Linked DNA regions of Homo sapiens: region 1 is linked to region 2. Evidence: chromatin contacts called from ENCODE Hi-C or POLR2A ChIA-PET data. All regions are on one chromosome and are shown on one strand. The core of a region is the stretch at or near the end of the contact, and the rest is flanking DNA. Distances in the headings are between cores, read along the strand shown.

Evidence for each region. A loop is a pair of places that touch in the nucleus more often than their neighbours do. ChIA-PET counts read pairs that join two places held with the same protein, here RNA polymerase II (POLR2A). Pooled maps may share reads with other maps.
Region 1: a pooled map shows a loop between it and region 2 (7-fold over the local background). The contact joins the promoter of RHNO1 here to the promoter of KDM5A in region 2. A Hi-C loop is called at or near these places in 6 of 50 pooled maps. POLR2A ChIA-PET finds 5 or more read pairs at or near these places in 2 of 52 experiments (WTC11 and activated CD8-positive, alpha-beta memory T cell).

Annotation. Positions count from the first base shown.
Region 1 is chr12:2,873,396-2,880,136 of GRCh38, reverse strand. RHNO1 (RAD9-HUS1-RAD1 interacting nuclear orphan 1) reads right to left here and starts at 2,914. Exons shown (of 3, transcript NM_001252499.3): 1 at 2,855-2,914. It overlaps FOXM1 (forkhead box M1), which reads left to right and starts at 2,963. Exons shown (of 9, transcript NM_021953.4): 1 at 2,963-3,217; 2 at 5,612-6,160. The coding sequence starts at 5,659. RefSeq lists an enhancer at 121-1,074 and silencers at 2,658-3,097, 3,138-3,207.
Region 2 is chr12:388,070-395,124 of GRCh38, reverse strand. KDM5A (lysine demethylase 5A) reads left to right here and starts at 5,805. Exons shown (of 28, transcript NM_001042603.3): 1 at 5,805-6,198. The coding sequence starts at 6,034. It overlaps LOC105369594 (a long non-coding RNA gene), which reads left to right. Exons shown (of 4, transcript XR_007063149.1): 3 at 3,286-3,404; 4 at 4,184-5,092. It also overlaps a transcript of CCDC77 not described here. RefSeq lists an enhancer at 5,348-5,642.

The DNA of each region.
Region 1 (6,741 bases), core at 1,665-4,164, 2.5 Mb before region 2:
TTTTTGTAGAGATGAGGTCTTGCTTGAACTCCTGGGCTCAAGTGATTCTCCTCCCTCAGCCTCCTGAAGTGCTAGGATTACATGTGAATCACCACACCCTGCCCACTTTCTTAGAACTTCAGAACACCCCTTTTCTCTTAACAAATGACTTTACTTCCTACTTGACAAAGAATACAGAAGACATCAAAGGAAATACTCTCATTTTCCAGAAAGCAAATATACAAACCTATGCGTATCAACATCTATCTTCTTTCTGCTCTAATTAGAGGTCAGTTCATTCTGCTGTCTAAGTCCTTCCCCTCTGGTTGTGCTTTGGAGCTGTTCTCACTCTATATACTTTTCTTAGGCAAACTCATCTGCCTGTATTTCAGTATCCACCTAGAAGTAGATGACTTCAATATTTATATATTTTAGAATTCCTTAAGTTTGGGACCCAAATATCCCATTACCTACCTGAACAGCAACTAGATATTTCAAACGCACCTCAAATTCAACATGTGTAAGGCTGAGCGCAGTGGCTCACGCCTGTAATCCCAGCACTTTCAGAGGCCGGGGTGGGCAGATCGCTTGAGCTCATGAGTTTGAGACCAGCCTGGGCAACACAGTGAAACCCAAATTCTACAAAAAATACAAAAAATCAGGTGGGCACGGCTGCGTGCACCTGTAGTCCCAGCTACTCAGGAGGCTGAGGTGGGCAGATCACTTGAGCCCAGGAGGTGGAGGCTGCAGTGAGCCGAGATCGTGCCACTGAACTCCAGCCTGAGTGACAGAGCCAGAACCTTGTTTCAAAAAAAGAAAAGAAAAAAAAATTCAACAAGTTTAAAACTGAACTTGGCCGCGCACAGTGGCTCATGCCTGTAATGCCAACACTGTGAAAGGTGAAGGTGGGAGGATCACTTGAACCGAATAGTTCAAGATCAATCTGGGCAACAGAGTGAGACCCTGTCTCTACAAAAGATACAAAAATTAGATGGGTGTAGTGGCATGTGCCTGTAGGGGGTCCCAGCCATTCAGGAGGCTGAGGTGGGAGGATCACCTGAGCCCAGGAGGTTGAGGTTGTAGTGAGCCAAGGTCATGCCACTGGACTTCAGCCTGGGGGACAGAGCAAGACCCTGTCTCTAAAAAATAAAAAGATAAATAAAAATAAATATATAATTAAAAAAAAAACTCATTCTGAGCATTGCTTTGTAGTAAAAAAACAAAAACTGAATTCACGATCATTCCCCTGACAACCCCCCGCCCGTCCCTTGGCCAAAGTGATTATCTTCCAGGGCCCTTGGTCAGGGAATAGTGTCATTATTCCTTCAGTTATGCAGCTGAAAATCTTGACACTTCTACCTCCCATCCAACCCACCATCAAGCCCTGTCAACTTTACCTCTTAAACATGTTTTCTTAATGCCCCTTTTTTACTCTCTCTGTCTCCTTCTTTCTCTTCCTCTCTCTCTCTCCCTGCCACCCTTTTTCAAGCTCCAGCAGTTCTTGCCTGGAGTATTGCAACATCCAACTGTTCTGCCCTAATCCACTCTAGCAATCCCCGCTATAGAGGGACCTTTTAAAATGCAAATCTGACCTGGATTCACTTCTGCTTAAAGCTTATGACTGGTTTCCTTTAATTCTTGGATAAGCACAAAACTTCTCGGTATGGCTAAGGCTCTGCTTCCTCCGGCTCCAGCTTCAACTCACACCACACTCCATTCAGGTCGATTAGCTCAAACCCCTCAGATATTTCTCAGCCTTTGTACTCACTGTGCTTCCTCCTGCCATCCAGCCTTTGCACGCCTGATTCCCTCTGCTTAGAGGAGTTCCCTCCTTTCTTTGTAAAAGGCATCAGATCTCACACCAAGCTCTCATTACAAAAGCCTTTCCTGTCCTACCTCTCAAGATCTCGTTATTGTAAATACTCAAAGTATCATTAACCTCTAATGTTTCAATTTACAGCAATAATTCAACATTTGTTTGTTTTGGAGACGGTGTCTCCCTCTGTCGCCCAGGCTGGAGTGCAGTGGTGTGATCATGGCTTACCATAGCCTCCACCTCTCGGCCTCAGGTGATCCTTCCACCTCAGCCTCCAGAGTAGCTGGGACTACAGGCACGCACCACCACGCCCGGCTAATTTTTAGTAGAGAAGCGGTTTCGCTATGTTGCCAGGCTGGTCTCGAACTCGTGACCTCAAGTGATCCACCCGCCTCGGCCTCCTAAAGTGCTGGGATTACAGGCGTGAGCCACTATGCCCAGCCCACATTTGTTTATTTGATTAAAATGTCTGTGCCCCTCTTCCAGGATTGGGCTGTGAGCCCAGGGGAAGGAAAGAACCTTGTCTGCCATTGTATCTTCAGGGCCTAGCGGTGCCTGGCGCACAGCAGTTGCTCAACTAGACTGGTTGACTAAGTCAATAAATAAAGCACTACGGTCTATTATATCCGAAGGCTTGGCTTCGGGAGGGGCAAAAGACAGGTTTCGCGCTGAGGTAGGGTTCATGGTGCCGACATTTTTTTTCAAGATGGAAGAAAGCGGAGATAATACGCAGCCCTCAAAGGAACTTAGTCTAATCGGGGGGAGCAGACGATCGTTCACTGTGGGAAAATGGGGTACGATTTCCCCCAGTGAGGAAATCAACTAAAGCCGAGCTTTGAAAAGGGGAGCAGAGGAGCCTGAGGGGAAGCGGGGGCGTGTCGCCTGGCGTGACCAGCGCGGCAGGAAAAGCGGGCCCAGGGACCCGGGCCTGTCACGCCGCTTCCGCGCGTCCCCAAACTCTCCCTCGGCTCGCCCACCCACGCGGCGGGGACCCCTCCGGCCCCTCCCCGGCCCCACGGCCACTTCTTCCCCCACAAGCCGGCCTGCGGTCCGCCTTACCAGCCCGGGCCGGACGGGGCCGCAGCTCCTGGCAGACCGCACAGCCTTCGAGCCCGGAATGCCGAGACAAGGCCGGCGCCGATTGGCGACGTTCCGTCACGTGACCTTAACGCTCCGCCGGCGCCAATTTCAAACAGCGGAACAAACTGAAAGCTCCGGTGCCAGACCCCACCCCCGGCCCCGGCCCGGGACCCCCTCCCCTCCCGGGATCCCCCGGGGTTCCCACCCCGCCCGCACCGCCGGGGACCCGGCCGGTCCGGCGCGAGCCCCCGTCCGGGGCCCTGGCTCGGCCCCCAGGTTGGAGGAGCCCGGAGCCCGCCTTCGGAGCTACGGCCTAACGGCGGCGGCGACTGCAGTCTGGAGGTGAGCGGGATGCAGCAATGGAGTCCCAGGCCTGGCCTGGGCACAGGCGGGGAGCAAGGCCTCCGGGCGCGGAGGTCAGGGCGTCTAGCAGCAGGGCACGGGCCACGAGTGGAGATTTGGGTCACACGGGAAGAATCTGAGCCAGGGTGCAAGTTTTTTCTGCGTCCACCTCCTGGCCGTGGCCTTCTCACTGCTTAAAGCGCCCCTTGGCCTTCCCTGGAAGTCTGACCTCCGCACCCTGCCCGCGGCCTCGGGAGGGCTGGGGTGGCCTACCTTCTTAGGCCGACTGTGGCTGAGATGAAGACTGAGATTGTACTACATTGAGTCAAAGACCAACCTGCATACACACTCCCCTGCTCCCAGGCTGTCTCACCACTAGGCAACACCGCCTCCATCTTACTTACCCTTTTGCAGGGCCCTTTTCCTGGTTCTTGAGAATGTAGCAAGATTTCCCCGCTCAGGATGGGGATGGGTCGGAGGAGCCACTCTGGAAGTTTCCCGGGCAAGAAAGTGTTGGCAATAATAATAACGGGCTGGTCAGGAAGTAGAAGAGAAAATTAAGACTTAGATATCCTGTGGAAAAAGAGGAATAATATCTACTGATTGATGCGGGGAGAGAGGGAAGCCTGGAAAGATCGGAGGTGAAAGTAAAACTGAGATTTGAAGGTAGAGGTGTGGAGGGCCTGTGAACTCTATGCAGATGACAAATGTCAAAAAAGTGCAGTTGCTTTTCAGGGAGAGAATAAGTGTCCTAAAAAAGAGACAGCCAATTCCTCTGTCTTCCAAAGTTCCGTGAAATAGAATTACACAATTTTGCTTAATGGTAGAATATTCCATGTATCTATTAAAATCAACAAAAGGCCGGGCGCAGTGGCTCACGCCTGTAATCCCAGCACTTTGGGAGGCCGAGGCGGGTGGATCACCTGAGGAGTTCAAGACCAGCCTGGCAAACATGGTGAAACCCTGTTTCTACTAAAAAAAAAAAAAAAAAATTAGCTGGGCATGGTGGTGCATGCCTGTAATTGCAGCTACTCGGGAGGCTGAGGCAGGAGAATCGCTTGAACCCGGGAGGCCGAGGTTGCAGTGAGCTGAGATTGCGCCATTGCACTCCAGCCTGGGTGACAAGAGCGAAGCTCCGTCTCAAAAAAAAAAAAAAAATTAAAAAAAATCAACAAAAGACTTAAAAAAAAAAGACTACACTGTTAGCATTTCAGAACCACCTTAGTGTAATGATGATAGCTCATTGTGGTACTAAGAAGACAGGGGTTATAGTCTTATTTCTGGAAAAGAAATTAATAAAGTGGCATGCTTAGTTAAAATATATATAACCACATGCAAGTACTAAAATGCCACTGTATAAATACAATACAAATTGTAAAAGAAAACATGCTTTTTAAATTAGAGCAAGTATAATAGCCTGTGAAATAAATGTCACCCTCTAGAGTTGTTCAGTGCACAAGCTGCACAACTTTACATGGGCCTTCAGTAGAGGTTTCCATTTTATGTGAGGTTTTGTAAACTGGGAGATGATTTTTCCAGTAGTGTGGCAATAGTACAATCTGCCTTTCTTCCCTGATTCTGTGTGCACTGGTCCTATTTACAAAGTAATATAAAAATCAAAAGGCTTGGCCAGACGCGGTGGCTCACGCCTGTAATCCCAGCACTTTGGGAGGCCGAGGCGGGCAGATGACCTGAGGTCAGGAGTTTGAGACCAGCCTGAGCAACATGGTGAAACCCTGTCTCTACTAAAAATACAAAAACTAGCCGGGCGTGGTGGTGGGCACCTGTAATCCCAGCTACTCAGGAGGCTGAGACGTGGGACTCGCTTAAACCCAGGAGGCAGAGGTTGCAGTGAACTGAGATCGTGCCACTGCACTCCAGCCTGGGTGACAAAGTGAGACTCTGTCTCAAAAAAAAAAAAAAAAAAAAAATTAAAATCCTTTGTCTTGAATGGATTATGGGATCAGAGTTTCATCAGGACTCCTAATTACCATATGCTTTCCTATTCTAGCATCTTCCATTTCTGTCCATACAGTCATTGCAAGTGATCTATTTATATTATAGTAGGCAATTATAGAGATTTCCACATATTTGTAGCTATCCCATCCATTTCTGTAGCCAAATATTCTGAAGCTTCAAGGAGATCTTTGTCTTATCTCCAACCCAGTCCCATTTTTGCCCTTTGAATTGCTTCTGTCTGCTGTAATTTTAGCCTTCTTTTGTCAGTAAAGCTTATCTCCTTATTATCTGAGGTCTTTACAAAAGTCCATGGAATGTTTACCTGGGCCTTTAGGCTCATGTTCCTGGTCATATAAAGAGGAGCACCTTTCTCTAAAAGGACCTCTTCTCAGCCTAAACAATCTCTAACATCTTGCCACTATTTGCATTTTCCAGGGTCCACACTTGTGATTCTCAATGGAGAGTGAAAACGCAGATTCATAATGAAAACTAGCCCCCGTCGGCCACTGATTCTCAAAAGACGGAGGCTGCCCCTTCCTGTTCAAAATGCCCCAAGTGAAACATCAGAGGAGGAACCTAAGAGATCCCCTGCCCAACAGGAGTCTAATCAAGCAGAGGCCTCCAAGGAAGTGGCAGAGTCCAACTCTTGCAAGTTTCCAGCTGGGATCAAGATTATTAACCACCCCACCATGCCCAACACGCAAGTAGTGGCCATCCCCAACAATGCTAATATTCACAGCATCATCACAGCACTGACTGCCAAGGGAAAAGAGAGTGGCAGTAGTGGGCCCAACAAATTCATCCTCATCAGCTGTGGGGGAGCCCCAACTCAGCCTCCAGGACTCCGGCCTCAAACCCAAACCAGCTATGATGCCAAAAGGACAGAAGTGACCCTGGAGACCTTGGGACCAAAACCTGCAGCTAGGGATGTGAATCTTCCTAGACCACCTGGAGCCCTTTGCGAGCAGAAACGGGAGACCTGTGGTATGTGGTCTTCCAGGGAAAGGGGTGAGGGAGCCCAGCCTTTCCTCTGTAGTGGCAAGGTGTGTAGTCAGTCTTGATGCTTACAACAGTCAGGCTTCTGGCCGAGCACAGTGGCTCATCCCTGTAATCCCAGCACTTTGGGAGGCTGAGGCGGGCGGATCACTTGAGGTCAGCAGTTTGGACTAGCCTGGCCAACATGGTGAAACCCGTCTCTACTAAAAATATAAAAAAACTAGCCGAGCGTGGTGGCACACGTCTGTAGTCCCAGCTACTCTGGAGGCTGAGGCAGGAGAATCGCTGAACCTGGGAGGTGGAGGTTGCAGTGAGCTGAGATTATGCCACTGCACTCCAGCCTGGCCACAGAGGGAGACTCTGTCTCAAAAAAAAAAATAAAAATGAAAAAAGAAGGGGTCTCAAAAATAAATAAATGAAGAAGGGGTCTCACTATGTTGCCCAGGCTGGTCTCGGACTCCTGAGCTCAAGGGATCCAACCATATGGGCCTCCCAAGGTGCTGGGATTATAGGCATGAACGACAGCGCCTGACTTCATTTTCCTTCTTTTTTTTTTTTTTTTTTTTGAG
Region 2 (7,055 bases), core at 4,556-7,055:
CCTAAGTGAGACAGAATGAAACCGTGCCTCAGAAAACTAAGAACAAAAAACAAATGTCACCAATCTGTGAGCCCTTTGATGATCACCCAAGCCCCCTTACTTTCTCCACTTTAAAAAAATCTTATCATCACTAAAATAGTATATATTTATTAGCTTGTGCTTATTCTTTTGTCTTCCCTTTCTACTAGTGAGCTGTATGAGAGCCGATACTTTGTCTTTTTTTGTTGTTCACTGTCATATATCCAGCATCTGGAAGAGTGCCTGGCACATAGAGATGTGGAATAAATGTTGAATGCATGTATAATCCTCCTCCCTACAGGTGTGCTGCCTCCCCCCATTAGATTGCTTTTCTTCCATTCTATATCTAAATTAATGCATCATCATTCATTACAATGCCAAAGAGTCATTCTCCAATTCATCACTCTCTCGCAATCACACAACATCAAATAGATAATTTTTAAAAATCACACTGGTGGCAAAGGATCAAACAAGAACAATGCTTGAAGGTCATTGGAATGCCACAGTGGAAATTCGTATGAGAGAAAGGGCCTAAACAAGAGCAGCATTGACCGTGGTAATACTAAGATGCTATTTGCCATGTTCACTTTGACATTTGCATGGATGGTACAAAAGCAACAGTGGGTAAAACGCTGGTCCCTCAGCATGAATCATGGTAGTGACACCAAACCATACTTGGAGTCTTTGCCTTCATTACATAGATTTCACTGGGGAAAGCCAGTGTCATTTAAGAATGCCCTTCATAAAGGAGTAAAAATTATTAACTGTGATAAATCTGGACCTTTAAATATGTCTTTTGTCTGTGCGATGAAGTAAGAAGAACACATAACGCACTCAGTTGCATACAGAGGGTTTTCTCGAGGAAATAATACCAGCTCAACTAGCCACTTTTTTCACAGAACACCAGAAGGACTAACAGACAAACTATGGTTGTTCAGACTTAGATACGGCAGATCTTTTCTTGAAAATGAACAAAGTGAGTCAATCTCTTCAATGAAAACAACTAATGGTATTTGTTGGCAATAATAAAATTTGAGCTTTCAAGTGAAAATTATAATTTTGGAAAACTTGTTTCTGTCATCATGAGTTTGACAACTTCCCAATTGCCTGATAAATTGATGGTGATATTTTTGTAAATTTTTTTGATATTATATAATAATACATGTCAACATTAGGAAAAGCCGTATAACTCAGTGAACCAGTATTTTCTAAATGACCAATGCATGATGTTACAAAAGCATGACTGGGTAAAAAAGTCCATTCAAGGACAAGATTGGCTGGACGCAGTGGCTCACGCCTGTAATCCTAGCACATTGGGAGGCCGAGGCAGGTGGATCACCTGAGGCCAGGAATTCGAGACCAGCCTGGCCAAAATGGCAAAACTCCGTCTCTACTAAAAATACAAAAATTAGCTGAGTGTGGTGGTGGGTGCCTGTAATCGCAGCTACTCAGGAGGCTGAGGCAGGAGAATTGCTTGAACCCAGGAGGCAGAGGTTGCAATGAGCTGAGATCGCACCATTGCACTCCAGCCTGGGGGAAGGGCGAGACTCTGTCTCAAAAAAAAAAAAAGGACAAGATTGACTACCATTTTAATGTAACAGTGTAAAAAAGTTAACTGATAAAGTTTTAGATTCCAAATTGTTAGCCTTTAAGAAATTACAGTCATCTGAGAAGGTTATTAAAATGCTTCTCTGCACTACGTATGGTGGCTCATGCCTGTAATCGCAGCACTTTGGGGGGCCGAGGTGGGAGGATCCCTGAGCCCAGGAGTTTGAGATCAGTCTGGGCAACATAGCAAGATCCCATGTCTACAAAAAAATTTTTTTTAATTAGCTGGGCATAACGATGCACACCTGTGGTCCTAGCTACTTGGGAGGCTGAGGCAGGAGGATTGCCTGAGCCCAAGAGTTGGAGTAAGCTGGGGTTGTGCCACTGCACTCCAACTGGGCAACGGAGTGACACCCTGTGTCTAAGAAAATAAAAATTAAAAAATAAATAAAATGCTCTTCCTTTCCCAACTACATATTTGTGTGGTGCTGGTTTTTCTTCATATATTCCAACCAAAAGAACATATTGTAACGGGTTGGAGAAACAGATATGATAATCCAGCTCGATCCTGCTAAGCCAAATGTTAAAAAAAAAAGTACAAAAAATGTAAACCAATGCCACTCTTCTCACCAGATTTTTTTGTTTTGGAAAATATAGTTATTATTTTTAAAATGTATTTAAATATAAAAGTTTTATATTGAAATGAATAAAATATTTTAAACATCTTAGGTTTAATTTCTAATATAGTAAACATCAATATGTATTATGCATATAAACAAGAACTTTGGGGGTTCTCAATAATTTTTTTTTTTGTGAGACAGAGTCTTACTCTGTTGCCCAGGCTGGAGTACAGTGGCACCATCTTGGCTCACTGCAACCTCCGCCACCCAGGTTCAAGCGATTCTCCTGCCTCAGCCTCCTAAGTAGCTGGGATTACAGGTGCCCACCACTACGCCCGGCTAAGTTTTGTATTTTTTAGTAGAGATGCGGTTTCTCCATGTTGGCCAGGCTGGTCTCGAACTCCTAACCTCAAGTGATCTGCCCGCCTCGGCCTCCCAAAGTGCTGGGATTACAGGTATGAGCCACCGTGCCTGGCCTCAATAATTTTTAAGAGTAAAGGCGTCCTGACACCAAAACAGTTTGAGAATCACTGGTGGAAATTATTCTTGAATTAAAATGACATTTGTTTAAGAATTCAGTAATTTTGACTTTTCCCTCTCTGAAACTAACCCTAATTAATCTGATTTTGTGAGGTTTTATTGCATTTTTTAAAAATCCAGGGACCACGGTCTAGCCAAATGATTATCAGATCTAAGTATTCATTTTAGTCTATTTTAACACTCAGGATAATAAATTTCAGATAAATAATACTCTAATTTTTTTTTTTCTGAAAAGTTACTGTCAAGGATTGTTTAAGTAATGCAAATGATCCTTTTAAACTACAGTTATACTCCACTGTTCTGACCAGAAACCCAAATACTATTGACTCAGTTTAACATTGTGTGTGCAGAATGCCCTCATAGAAGCTGATGAAACACAATTTGGATTTTTACAACAGTGATTTTCAAAGGGGTAAGCATGAGAGGTGGGAGTGGGGTTCATGTGCCCCCCCTGAGGGAAGCATCAGAATGTGAGGTGGTTGTAACTACAGAAGTTTCTTCTGTTCGCACCAGAGATGTTAATATTTGCTGCCCTTCTATTCACTGTCTTCTCTTACAGACTTCCTGCTGTTGTAAGCAACCACTACAGATTTCTCAGAAGTACTGTGGCAAATAAAAATGATTGAGAATCATTATACATTTTCTATTCTACTAGAGAGACAGTTTAAAATAAAATAGGTAAGTATAATCTGAAGAAAATAACAGGAAATAAATAGGACCAATCAAAGCTTTTAAGGATTTGTGCTTATACTGAGGTTCTATCAGGTTCTCACGCTCTGTTAATTTGAAAGCAAAACCATTACATTTAATTGAATGTTTAATAAAATGAATTATCAGTGGCTTGTTTTATTCGGAATTCCATTATTTCTTTTTCCGAATAATATAGTTTTCCAGATTTAAGTGGTAAAAATCAAAGACTTTGTTGTAAATTTTTTTTTTTTTGGAGACAGAGTCTCACTCTTCTTGCCTAGGCTGGAGTACAGTGGCACGATCTCGGCTTACTACAACTTCCACCTCCTGGGTTCAAGCAATTCTCCTGCCTCAGCCTCCTGGATAGCTGGGATTACAGGCGCCTGCCACCACGCCTGGGCTAATTGTTGTACATTTTTAATAGAGACAGGATTTCACCATGTTGGCCAGGCTGGTCTCAAACTCCTGACCTCAGGTGATCTGCCCGCCTTGGCCTCAAAAAGTGCTGGGATTACAGGCGTGAGCCACTGCACCTGGACATAAATCATTATAATAATTGTATGGAATTATTATGAATCACAGCGTCCTGTGTCTACACCCCTTTGTAATGTGACATTGTCACTCTTCTCATAAAAAATTGGAATTTTCCCACTTCTTGAATCTGGGATGGTCTTATGACTTGCTTTGACCAACAGAATATGATGGAGTGATCTTGTACATTTTGGAGTCTAGGCTTTAGGTCTTTGCTTCCACTCTCATCTTCTTAGAATGCTAAGACCACCATGCAGTGGAAAAGCTCCATCTACCAGAAGATGAGAAGCCATGTGGAGAACTAAGACTTCCCAGCCAATAGCCAGCACCAACTGCCAGACACGTAAGTGAGGCCATCTTGAACCCTCCAACCCTAGATGTATTCACGGTTCTCCAGAGAAACAGAACCAATAAGATGTGTGTGTGTGTGTGTGTGTGTGTTTATAAAGATATTTATTTTAAGGACTTGACTCACTTGATTATAGAGCTTCCAAGTCCAAAATCTGCAGGGTGGGTTGGCAGGCTGGAGGCCAGGGAAAAGGTGATGCTACAGTTCAAGTCTGAGAGCCATCTACTGGCAAAATTCCTTCTTGCTCATGGAAGGTCAGTCTTTTGTTCTATTCAGGCCTTCAGTTGATTGGATAAGGCCTACTCACATTATGGAGGGCAATCTGCGTTATTCAAAGTCCCCTGATTTGTTACTCAGAGGTGAGAAAAATCATGGTGTACTAAAGTCACCACAAAAACTTCTGTAGATCATATGGAGAAGCAGGAGAGATGAAGCTGGAGAGCAAAGCAGCAAATCAGCAATTAAAAAAGATGTTTGGAGTTGTTGAGTTTGGAGATGAAAAGTGACAAGATGAATTCTGGATTTTAGACAAAGCAATCCAACGTGTGGATGGAGAGGGATTTGAGAGGAGAAATCAGCTGTTGTCAGTAAGAGTATTTAAATTAGGATACTGGTAACGGGGATGGAGAGACACACGATTATACATGGGAAGTGAGAGCAGAAAGAATTAGGATTATTTCTTGATTTTTTTTTTTTTTTTTTTTTTTTGCTCAGGCAACTGAATAGATGAAGTCATTAATGGAAACCAGGAACACTGAAGAAACAGTGAACAATTAAAGTACTTTGAGTTATCAAAGTGAGATGTCCTGCAGGTAGCTAGACGATACTGGCTGGTAATTCAGGAGAGCTGCTGCGTCCTGTGTAAAAGGAAAAGCAATTCATGGATGGTGGCTAAAGCCAGCTGGCAGGATTTAGGGGATGGGTTAGACCTGCACTTGTTTTGATGGAGAAGAGGCGGGTATAAAGTGGCAGAGTGAGATTACTGTAAAATATCTGCATTCAAAGGGCTAAAAAAAGAGAAATGCTGGAAAGGCTACTTGCTATAAACGCAGCAGGGTAGGTTAAAACAAATTACGAAGCACGGGCGGTGAGGCGCGGTGCTTAAGATTAAGCCCGGCGTGTTTTCGAGTGCACTGATACACAAAAGGGAAAGGGACCCTCCTCACCGGAAGCACAACCTCTGCCCTCTGGGGCATTACACATTCCTCCGCGCCGGAAGAAAGCGTCACGTCGCGTCGCGCCTCGCCCCGCCTCGTTGCGCCTCGCCCCGCCTCGCCCCGTCGGCTTCCCTCAATCCGTACCTCTAGTAAAGAAGAGCTTGTGCCCCTCCCCGACCCCTTACCAAGGGCGAGCTGCGTGGAGTCGTTGGACTGGGCAGAACTTTGGCGGGCAAGGAGACAAACAGCCACACTGTGCTGCCGGGGAAGAGAAGAAGAAGGAAAGGCCAGACACACAGGCGTCGTGCAGCTGCGGAAGGATTCCGTTTCCTGCAGGGGGCGGAGGGATTTGACAGCACGGTAACTTCCGGAAAAGTCCTGAACCTCAGTGGAAAAGCCTTGCAAGAAACAATAACAAACGGGAGGAGGAAGCGATTCTGGGGTTTCTGTGTTGAACGGTTCTTGTCCGCGAAGATGCGCTTCGGCCTCTGTCAGGGGACTTGAACGGGCTTAGTGGGCTTCAGCCAGCTTTTCTCCACCGGTTCCCCACGGGGACCCCCCCCCCCCCCCGGCCGTTGCAATGGCGGGCGTGGGGCCGGGGGGCTACGCGGCGGAGTTCGTGCCACCGCCAGAGTGCCCCGTCTTTGAGCCGAGTTGGGAGGAGTTCACAGATCCGCTCAGCTTTATCGGCCGCATCCGGCCTTTGGCGGAGAAAACCGGCATCTGCAAAATTCGGCCGCCCAAGGTACCTCAGTCTGTGAAGAGAGAGGGGGAGAAGGAAGAATGGGGGAGTCCGTACACTGGGTTTAGCTTTACTTTTCTGATCCTTGTCTCGTTTCATATGTACTCTCTTTTGAGACAACTGGAGCCTGTTTCTGGATGTTTTTGCCTCGGTTTCTTTTGTGGTCTTATGTAGACACGTCTGAAAGCGAGAAAGTGGTGTCTCTTGGGCCTCTTCCGCCTAGAACTTGGGAACTGATACTTTTCTCTCAGCCGTGGGCCTAAAGCCTTTCGTTAGCCGATATGGTGTTTAAAGTACAGTATTATGACGTGACGTATTCTTCCCTCACGTATCCTCATTATGGTTTGATAGTCGGCTATCTCTTTATTCAAGACCTGGTTGGATCAAATATTTGCAGGCCTCATCTCAGGGCTAGGGTTTCTGAAAAGGTTATCTGAGCTCTAGTCTCACCGGATGGTATTACTAGACAAGAACTCCAGACTAATTATTGCCGCAGTGAAAAAGTCTTAGCGGGGAAAGAGAAGGAGCAGCAATAATTCTAAAATTTAGAGGTTTAGGAAAAATTGGTTTATAGTGGAGGTGGAAGGAAATGTTGAAATCTCTTGACGTAGGGAACTCAAGATCAACGATTTTAGAATCACAGTTATTGCAGATAACTAGGTTTGCCTATAAGGTTAATTATAATCTCACCTTTGAGGTAAGGAAAACAGATACTATCCCTTGTGTGGAGGGGATTAATGCCCCAAGAGGTTGAGTGATTACTCAAGGTCAAAGGTGTTTTTCTTTACTCATTAGACCAGTGCTTTTTAAATGATGTTGCTGGACCACTTGCACCAGGGTCAACTGGATGCTTGTTTAAA